Regions from separate parts of the Homo sapiens genome. Here region 1 is linked to region 2. The links are chromatin contacts, found by Hi-C in ENCODE. All regions are on one chromosome and are shown on one strand. The core of a region is the stretch at or near the end of the contact, and the rest is flanking DNA. Distances in the headings are between cores, read along the strand shown. Region 1 overlaps INCR1 (interferon stimulated noncoding RNA 1). Region 2 has its middle 47 kb from the start of JAK2.

What was found. A loop is a pair of places that touch in the nucleus more often than their neighbours do. Pooled maps may share reads with other maps.
Region 1: a loop to region 2 is called in a pooled map, with 2.8 times the contacts of the local background. The contact joins two enhancer-like sites. A Hi-C loop is called at or near these places in 1 of 168 maps with a recorded cell type or tissue (GM12878), 19 of 37 single-sample maps with no recorded cell type and 12 of 50 pooled maps.

Annotation. Positions count from the first base shown.
Region 1 is chr9:5,580,374-5,585,586 of GRCh38, reverse strand. All of the region lies in intron 1 of INCR1 (interferon stimulated noncoding RNA 1), which reads left to right. Among named protein-coding and RNA genes, the nearest start is that of RIC1, 46 kb to the left of the region's middle. Within about 2 kb of position 1,731, at least 8 of the 41 ENCODE cell types and tissues checked have a DNase peak (open chromatin) inside an H3K27ac peak, as active enhancers do.
Region 2 is chr9:4,935,741-4,941,248 of GRCh38, reverse strand. No RefSeq gene overlaps it. Among named protein-coding and RNA genes, the nearest start is that of JAK2, 47 kb to the left of the region's middle. Within about 2 kb of position 2,033, at least 4 of the 41 ENCODE cell types and tissues checked have a DNase peak (open chromatin) inside an H3K27ac peak, as active enhancers do.

The DNA.
Region 1 (5,213 bases), core at 482-2,981, 640 kb before region 2:
GTCTCACTTTGTTGCCTAGGCTGGAGTGCAGTGGTGAGGTCATGGCCCATTGCAGCTTTGATCTCCTTGGGCTCAGGTGATCCTCCTACCTAAGCCTCCCTAGTATCGGGACTACAAGTGTGCGCCATCACGCCCAGCTAATTTTTGTATTTTTTATAGAGACGCAGTTTCGCCATGTTGCCCAGGCTGGTCTCAAACTCCTGGGCTCAAGTGATCCACCTGCCTTGGCCTCTTAATGGGCTGGGATTATAGGCATGAACCACCATGCCCAACCTCCTTAGTTTTTAAGCAATTGGATTTCAATTCAACCTGCATTTGTACTTAGGGCACATTTGTAGTTTATGAGTATGATACTGTTTAAATTCTTTTCTATTAAATCCCCAGAACTTTTTCATATTAACTGCTAATAAACTGCTCTTCCATCTTAGGTGTGTGGATCAAAAGCAGGACCTTTCATTCTACCTCTTTGGTTTTGACCTCGTGATTCAACCTGGGACTTAATTTTTTTATTTTTTATTTTTATTTTTTGAGGCAGGGCGTCATGCTGTTGTACAGGCTGGAGTGCAGTGGTACAATCTTGGCTCACTGCAGCCTCAACCTCCCGGGCTCAAGCGATCCTCCCACCTCAGCCTCCCAATTAGCAGGGATCACAGGCACACACTACCACACCTGGCTAATCTTTGTATTTTTTGTAGAGATGGAGTTTTGCTATGTTGCCCAGGCTGGTATTGAACTCCTGACCTCAAGTGATCTGCCCGCCTCGGCCTCCTAAAATGCTGAGATTACAGGTGTGAGCCACTGTGGCAACCTGGGATTTTGAAATAGAAACTCTTCTATCCAACTGACTCTCTCTCCCTACTTTATTAATCATCATATATTATAAGCTCATCTTCTATGTTTTCATCCAAGTTACCCATAAGACAGAGGGAAAAAGACAATTTTTTAGTAGTTGCTTTGTCAACCTAACCTCTTCTCTCAACCATATTCACTTACTCACAAGGATATAAATGTACATCTTGTTGTGTGCTGTGATTAAAAATCAATATATTCTATGTCTATGGCAACTCCATGAGCTACCAAACTTGTAACTCCCTAAGCTACCAAACTGGTAACTTTTTTTTTTTCTTTTTGAGACAGGGTCTCATTCTGTTTCCTAGGCTAGAGTGTGGTGGTGTATTCACAACTTACTGCAGCCTCAACCTCCTGGGCTCAGTCGATCCTCCCACCTCAGCCTCCCCAGTAGCTGGGACTGCAGGCGTGCACCATCACACCTGGGTAATTTTTGTATTTTTTGTAGAGATAGGGTTTTGCCATGTTGCCCAGGCTGGTCTTGAACTCCTGAGCTCAAGCCATCTGCCTGCCTCAGCCTCCCAAAGTGCTAGGATTACAAGTGTAAGCCACCATGCCCAGCCCAAACTGGTAACTTTACTGAAAAAGAAATGGGATAAATTAGGCAAGTTACTTAACTTCTATAAGCCCAAGTTTCCTCATCCATAAAATGTGAATATTTGTTCTACTCCCTTTACCAGGTGGTAGTGAGGCTCAACTAGTATAACAAGACATTTGAAAATGCTTTGTAAACTTAAAAAAATTTTTTTTTGAGATGGAGTCTTGCTCTGTCGCCCAGGCTGGAGTGCAGTGGCGTGATCTCAGCTCACTGGAAGTTCCTCCTCCCAGGCTCAAGCAATTCCCCTGCGTCAGCCTCCCAAGTAACTGGTGGGCACTCATCACCACGCCCGGCTAATTTTTGTATTTTTAGTAGAGACGGGGTTTCACCATGTTGGCCAGGCTGGTCTCTAACTCCTGACCTCAAGTGATCTGCCAGCCTCGGCCTCCCAAATTGCATTTTTCTTTCCCTCCCTGCTCTCTTGGGCTACTCCTGTCCATGGGGAGCTCCCACCCACCCTGAATTCCTTTGGGTCTTATGGTCTGGTCCCACTTATCAGTCACTTGATTGCATGTAGCTTTGGTTTTTGTGGTGTATTTCTCCAGCTCACTATACATTCCTCAAACTCAAGGTAGAGCATATCTAATACATACTTTGTATTTCTCACAAGTACACAGTGCTGACTGGGGGTTTCAGAGTCCTAAGACAGAGTCTGAAACACCCTGGGGACTAGATGAGCTGCCTTTATGCCACACAGCCTTGAAAGGGAGGGGACTGTGTCAGGGTAGTCCAGTGAATCACCCTGTCTCATTGATGAGTGTAAGAAAGTAGAGGCTCTGGTCAACCTGGACTTAAACTTTCCATTGTGCTTCTCAGGGGATACAGCTGTAGCCTGCCAGACTGGCATTTTCCCTAACAGCTTTCAAATGTCACATTCCACTATAACATACTCACACACAGAAGCTGTTCTTTCTTTGTCTTCATTTTGAGAACACTCAGAAAAGTTTTTATATTTTGGAAAGACCCCTTTCATTCCCCACCCTTGAGTTTTCTGCCTTCAGGACGTTAGTTCTTGAAGACAACTCCCCAGAGCACTAGTGGAAAGATGCTGGCAGCTCCTCCAATCACATGAACCTCACATGTTCTGACGCAGCTCAGTCATGCATTCTGTGCTGGAGCTGCATGATGTTTGATTAGGCAGGCAGGATGCTGGCAAACCCAGTGCCTTTTCAAACTTTAACTTAGTACACTTTTCTTGTAGTTTCTCTTTAGATTCTCATAAAAACACAGGTGAAAGTTTGTACTTGACATAGGGAAAAAACACAAGTTGTGCATCTAAAAATTCTGCCCCAGAAACATTATATCTGCCATTTATGTGACCTTTTGATTTATAATAAGCAGATGCTGAAATTCTAAAATTTCAAAATATTTTTAAAGAATTGCTTAAAGATTTTTTTTGAATTTAAAATGTTTATTTTTTAAGCTTTTCAAATACAAGAAGAATATAAAGAAAAAAATTACCCATAATCTCATGACATTGACAAAGATAGCCACTGTTATTGCCATTCTAATTTTATAGTTGAGAAAACAAAGGAGAGGAAGAAAGGAAAGAAAATGAGCTTTTAGGGTTTTTTTTCTCAACTTTAAGAAAAAAACTCCTTAGAGGGATCCCCCAAAATTTTGTAAACAATTGACAGATATTCATATTCCTAATAACACATATTGCCAGGAGTACCATTGCTGTTTCTGAACACCATGATGTTTCTTCAGTAAGCTCTACAGAGATCTCATTTCCATGTCACAGAGGAAAACTACTTAAAATAACATTTTATGAAAGTTACTATACTACGTTACAAAACATCTTGTAAAACAGAGAAAAGAAGGAAATTACATACAACCCCAACACTTTAACAAAATCTTATTCATATTTTAGCATACTTCCTTCTGTCCTTTTTTCCCATTCTAAATTTTTTTTAACTTTTATTTTAAGTTCAGGGGTACATGTGCAGGATGTGCAGGTTTGTTACATAGGTAAACGTGTGCCATAGTGGTTTGCTGCACAGATCATCCCATTACCTAATGCCCAGCGTCCATTGGCTATTTTTCCTGATGGTCTCCCTCCTCCTACCCCCGCTTCTGACAGGCCCCAGTGTGTTTTGTTCCCCCCATGTGCTCATGTGTTCCATCATTCAGTTCCCACTTGTAAGTGAGAACATGCAGTGTTTGGTTTTCTGTTCCTGTGTTAGTTTGCTGAGGAGAATGGCTTTCAACTCCATCCATGTCTCTGCAAAGGACATGATCTTGTTCCTTTTTATGGCTGCATAGTATTCCATGGTATATATACACTACATTTTCTTTATCCAGTCTATCACTGATGGGCATTTAGGTTGATTTTATGTCTTTACTATTGTGAATAGTACTGCAGTGAACATACGTGTGCATGTATCTTTATAATAGAAGGATTTGTATTCCTTTGGGTATATACCCAGTAATGGGGTTGCTGAGTCAAATGGTATTTCTGCTGGGTCAAATGGTGTTCTTGTTGACACCACCAGGTCTTATCTCAAAGGTCTAGAAAATTGATTCTGTGAGTAAACTCAGAATTAGACTAAAAAACTGGATCATACTAACCAAACTCCTAAGGGACTTTTCTATTATAAGAAATGCCATTGACATGCATATCAGAAGTTGCTTTAAAAAGTCTATTCCTATAGAAAACCCTATATAAGAAGTCAAATTATACTCAGGTTTCTCAGTAAGCATAGACCATAGATGGGGTGAAGGATGGTGGTGGTGGCTAGAATGATTTTAATGACTAGTGTCAACAAGCTACATGACTGATGCACTCACATAGGAGGAATAGATCTGACAGGTGGTAGGAACATGTGGGCTGGATGGACAGAGACCCTTCTCCATTGGACATGCTGGAGATTCACTAAATATTTTTCCATATTGGCCTCTCTTGCCTCGACTCCATGCACACTGCTTTCAATTCAATTCCATGATAATTGTTAAGTATCTTCTATGTGCGAATCCTTGTACTGGGTTCTGGGACTATAAAAATGAATAAAATACCAGGTCCTCCTCCTAATACCTCAAAGGCTGTTGGAGAAAACTGAACACATATGTAATTATAAAATACTATATAATGAAGGCTTGACTGGTACAGGTGTAGGATATTTGGCCTGATGTCATGTCTGGCTTGCAAAATCTTAAGATCTAGCTTTGCCACTTACTAGCTGTGTGATGTGAGCAATTTATCTAACTTCACTGGGCCTTAGTTTGCTTACATGTTGATACGGTTTGGATTTGTGTCCCCGCCCAAATCTCATGTCGAATTGTGATGCCCAGTGTTGGAGGAGGGGCCTGGTGGGAGGTGATTGGATCATGGGAGTGGAATTTCCCTTTTCTGTTCTCATGATAATGAGTGAGTTCTTATGAGATCTGGTTGTTTAAAAGTGTGTAGCACCTCCCCCTGCTCTCCCTCTTCCTTTCTCAGGCCATGTAAGACCTGCCTGCTTCTCCTGCACCTTCTGCCATGATTGTAAGTTTCCTGAGGCTTCCCCAGCCTTGCTTCCTGTATAGCCTGTGGAACTGTGAGTCAATAAAATCTCTTTTCTTTATAAATTACCCAGTCTTAGGTAGTTCTTTATAGCAATGCAAGAACGGACTAATACACGTGTAAAATAGACAAGACAATACACTAAGTTATGAAGTTTAAATGAGATCATACATGTGAAGCTATTAGAGCAATGTCTGGTGCATGGTATGGAGATTAGCTATAATGGCAAACTTAATTAAACCTCATTTTGGATACCAGCAATGA
Region 2 (5,508 bases), core at 784-3,283:
ATTACTCAGCATTGTAACAATAGCTGACTAATATATCCCATATTTCGTGTTCAGTGACATATATATCTGTGAAAATTGATTGATAGAATCATATCCTTATATTAACTCTCAGTCCCGCAATATGCAATGACAAGGAGCTTTGAAGACTCAAATAATCAAGTACAACCCAATGACCAGTGTTTTTTGCTAATATCAATGGGGACCCCAGACAAATAATAAACACTAGATAATATTCCATAATGAAGTTGGAGAAGAAGTAAATAGAGTACAAGAATCAACAAAAATGTAAGAAAATCCTAAAACCGTAAGAGCCTTATAAAAATAGCTGGAGTGGGCAAGAATGTGTGAGTTTAACCAAGCCATCTGCCTTCTGCTCCGCTGGCAAACAATTCAGTTATACAGTACAGCTCTTGATTAAATATAAAAACACTTCTCCCACCCTTTTTCTGTCATAATAATAATTTTGGTGCATTTCTTTGTATACATTGTTTTTTATATACTGCAAGAATTTTTCATGTGGCTAAAAACTACTGAGTCTCAATATTTTTCTGATTCGCTACCATTGACTTACCTAAGATATTTCCACTAGGACAATATAGATTACATATAATGTTTTTTTCATAATCGTTATTTGAAATGGCTGTATAATCTTCCATTGAGTGGATGCACCATAATCTAGTTAAACTATTTCCTGTTGTTAGATTTTAGGCTGTGACTAATTTTTCACTATTATGAATAATTTTCCTGTGAGAAGTGCAAACCGTAGGCATATTTTTTTAATCTCTGGATTATTTCCTTAGTACAAATACCCAGGAGATTCTACTAGGTGAAAGGATGAGAATATTTTAAAATCTCCTGATAGCCAGGTGCAGTGGCTTGCACCTGTCATTCTACTTACTTGGGAGACTGAAGCAAAAGGATCCCTTGAGCTCAGGAGTTCAAGAACAGCTTGGGCGACATAGCAAGACCCTGCCTCTAAAAATTACTAAATAAATAAAACTAAAAGATCTCAATACATATAGCTAAATCAATTTCTAAAAGACGTTTCTAATTCTACTGGTAATGTACTATAGTACTAACAAACATTAAATATTATTATAAATGTTGCTATGCTTTGTAGCCAAATGAATGGAAGGGGTATCTTATCACTTTTAAAATTAAAAGTGAGGTGGAACATTTTTCCATGTTTGTTAACTAGATGATCTCTTCTTCTCAATATCTATTTACTTTATTATACCACGAAGGACTTGAAGAGCTTTCAAGTAGTGTTTGTCAGTAAGAAAACATACTCTTTTTGTTTCTTTTTTATGTAGGTGTTTTGTGTGGGTCACTCCATGGATTCATAGGTGAATCTATTCCCTCAAAATGAATCTATTGGGAACATTCTTTAAAAAAAAACAAACAAACAAAAGTAACAGAGCAATAGCAAGATCTTTCTGAAAAAGAAATTGCTGGCACATTTTACCAGCATTTACCTTGATCCAAATCATTGAGTTTAGAGAGAGATCCAGTCAATTTAGCAAATCAGCCAAAAGCAACAGTATATGACAGATCAAATTCCATTGGAACAAATACCACACAGACTGGGCAATTCCAGGGGCAGATATAAGACAAATGAGGGGAAGTTGAAGGGAGATAAGATTGTTGGCTGATAGAAAGGAATTTCTAACAACTAACTCGAGCCCCAAATAGACAACAAAGGAGCAACAAAGATGCAAAGATGGTCAGGAGGAGTTTGGAGGATTCATGCAGGAGGGTGTGGGAGGCCTTGTGGTGAGTAGACTGGATAGGACCCCTAAAGTCCCTTCCAACTCTATTTTCCTTAGAGTGGCCCTTGGACCTGAACTTCCTGGTCCTGGGAATAGGAGATTGCTTTGTACAGGACAGAAAAAGAGGAAGAACCTGTCCCTCTCTTCTTGAGGGTGGGGCTGACCATAGTCAGAATTTTGAAATAGAGTTTATCTTTGGCATCTTCTCACTTCCCTTTCTGTACTTTTGCTTACCAGCTGCCCAGTATTCCGATGGGGGTGTTAGCCTCTAAGCAGTGCCACTCCTGCATTACTTCTTTCTCTTTAACCACTTCAAAACTCCCATTCTCTTAACACAGCTAACCTCAGCTAGCTGTTGAAAGGAAAGCAATCTGTTTGAACCATTTCACTCTAAAGCATGACCGACTGATAGTATCATGATCTTCCCAAACAGATACGAATTTTCAAAACAAGATGTTTCTAAAGCCAATGGCATCTTTAACAACATGTGGTAAATTAAACCCCACTTAATAACCCTTCTGAAGTTCAAGTTCCAGCTACATTAATTACTGTCCCTCAGTATTGAGGAAATTACTAGGCCATCCTGTGTTTCAATATTCTTATCAGAAAATGAGGAAGAAATACAACTAAACCATATAATTTATATAAGCTGCCTGGCATAATGCTTGACACATGGGTCTTATTGTTAGTTATTATTGTCCCCTTTGCAGTCATCCATGCAGAGGTGTAATCATGTATTTCTTACTCTCATAACGCATATTCCTTGGGCTGGGAGGTGAGTCTCCAAGTCAGAGTCTGGGCAGCTGACATCCTTGTTGTGTAAAAGGAGGATTTCCTCAAGTTCAGCAGCCTCTATTATCCTTTTCTATCACATTATTTCCTGCCATTACATTTTTTTCCATTCTCTTTACTTTGTGTTTTATTTGTTTGTTTGTTTGTTTGTTTGTTTGTTTGATGGTTGAATTAGGAAGTTAAATTTTGATTTGAAAGTTTGGTTAATTTATTCTCCATGTCTCTTCTTTTCTGATATGGACATTGAAAGCTATAGATTTCCCTCTGAACAACATGTTGACCATACCCCACAGATTTTGTAGAGTAATGCTTCTGTGCCCATTCATATTTATGTGATTTATAATTTCCATTTGATTTTGTCCTTAGCCCAAGAGTTATTTCATTATTGATTTGTAATTCATAAACAGTCTTATTATCTCTATATTCTTATAATAAATAAATGTAGCACTTTAGGCGTTAGAGGGCCAGCAAGCATTTGGTGGCTACACAGCCTCTTCTCTTCATCTTTAGAAATGATGGATCTCAAAAATTTCCATTAAGTACAGGTATGCTTTAAATGAAAATATGCTTCATTAAACATATTTTCAAAATAATGCAGTATTGTGCTTTCAGTAAACCACAGCAATAGCTATCCATTTAAATCATATCCTTCAACAACAAACCAACTTTGTTCTGTTAACATGGTGAAAAACGATAAAACCTATAATTAAAATAAAAGTATGCTAAGCCAGAAAAATAAAAATTGTGTGTGTGTGTGTGCACGTGTGTGTGTAAGAGAGAGAGAGAATGGGTGAGAGAGATTTATCTTCAACAATAAGCTAAAATTTGGCAATGTCTTATTAGTGGTTTCAGCCAAGGAAATCTAATTATGTAACTGTTGTTATTTTTATAGCCACATTTGTGAGTTCTCTAATGATTTTAAGATTGCCTTATCTTAATGAGAAAGCAGAACTGACATCCTCCCAAACTGGGCTAGTTGTTTACTTATTTGAAGATTTATCTTTTCCCTACAAGTACTAGAGTCCAAGTTATCAGCACGTTAATGTGACAGTTAAGAGGCCATACTCCACTGTATATTTGGATTGTATGGGGTGACCAGTGCTCTGGTTTGCCCAGGACTGGGGGTTTCCCAAGATATGGAACTTTCCATGCTAACATGGGGACAGTCCCAGACAAACAGACACTGTTGTTCACTCTACTTATTTCCCAACAAGTCAGAGCATTGTCCAGGCCCATCTTAACAAGCAGGTACACCAAGCTAACTATCATTGACTTTGTATGATTCAAGGACTACCAGGAAGACCATTCTGTCCCCCAAATTACCCACAGACTCTAATAACACTATCCTCTTTTCCAGCCGGAAACCTCTACCATTAGAGTCATTCCTTCAGTTTTCTTTTTACCTAAAATTACATATCAAAGACCTAGGCATTATCTTCAAAAGGCCTTTATTACAAAGCCCAAATCTGGAAAATAAGACAGTTTCGGACTCTGACATTTACTACATCCCAGGTACATTGGACTACTAAGATATAAGACATTTTTCTACCCATAGGACCATCTGATACAGGTGGGAGGGAGATGTGTGGTAAGTACTGTAGAGCAGCAGACATAAAGTGTTACAGGAGTGGGAAGGGGGATCCCTGGGTGATGGTAGCAGAGGGGAAGTCAGGGGTTTCAGGAGAGATGTGGTGAATGCAGAACTTAGGCCCACAAGATCTCATGCTCCAAAAATAGGCTGAGGGAGAAAGCCATGTCCAAAAAGCAAAATGTCCCTACTTTACCAAACTCTACTTTAAAACTGAGTTTTGAACTCAGAAATATCTTCTTTGACCATTAAAAAATCCTAATGTGAATGTTGGAAGAAAGATATGTGTGTGTTTAAATATATATTACATATTAACTAAATATATATTATATATTTAATTAAAATTAAAGTAAACTTAATAGTGTAAATCACTTATGAAATTCAAAGGGAACTGCAAACTCAATTAAAAACTATTTTTTTTCTGGGGAGAGTAGCAATTCAAAGACCCAAATACAAGAAAAAATTGTAGCTTTTGTGGGTAATGGGCTTGGCTTTGTCGTTGCTGTTGCTGTTGTTCTCGTTACTTGTATTTCTTTCTGTTTCATTTCCCAGAAATAAAAACTGTTTCCCTTTCATTATTTCCACTTTCCAAATTACATTACACACTAACTGAATCAGCTTTCATTCTCCGCTCACAATTAAAGCTTCCAACCCACATTTCCCTTCTCCTGATTTTTACATGTCAGAAACCTAACTGTACAATTGGTGCCAGCTTCCTAGTTTGCTCCTACTCTTTCTAACAGCACAGCTTGGCACTTTCTTCAGGAAGCACTATAACTGTTTAAGGAGATAATGGAGACTGATATATTTTACATTACCTACCTCCATGTTATGAGTGGGAAAACCAAGGCATATCAAAGTTCAGAAGTGAAATGGAATTCTTAGGTCACAAAAAGAATCATGCGAGGGAATTGTGGACCCCTCCACGAATCTCTTGGCCAGACACTCTCTTGATGTTTATTTAGAAGAGGTAACCCTAGGGACAAGAACAGGGACTGAATTGTGGAGAGGAATCACACATAGGGTAGAGGTTGTAGGTGATGTCTAAAGTCCCTTCCGAGTCTAAGATTCTGTAAAATTGCTTTTTTGGGGTTTCTTCGAACCTTGGCTTAATGAGCCTTTCCTTGTGCCAGGTATATTCTGAGCTGGGTGCCTTCCTCTAGCCGCTTTTCTGTAAGGAAACAACTGAATGACCCAACTCCTAAATCTGGACTTCCTGCTGCTGCTGCTCTCCCAAGTCAGAAATCAAACAAAAACTAACAAACATTAAACAATAAAAACAAAAACAAAAATTAACAAACACCGAGTGAGCATATTTTGTTTACTGGCTGCTAAACTAGGTCTGGGCAAAGTTTTAAT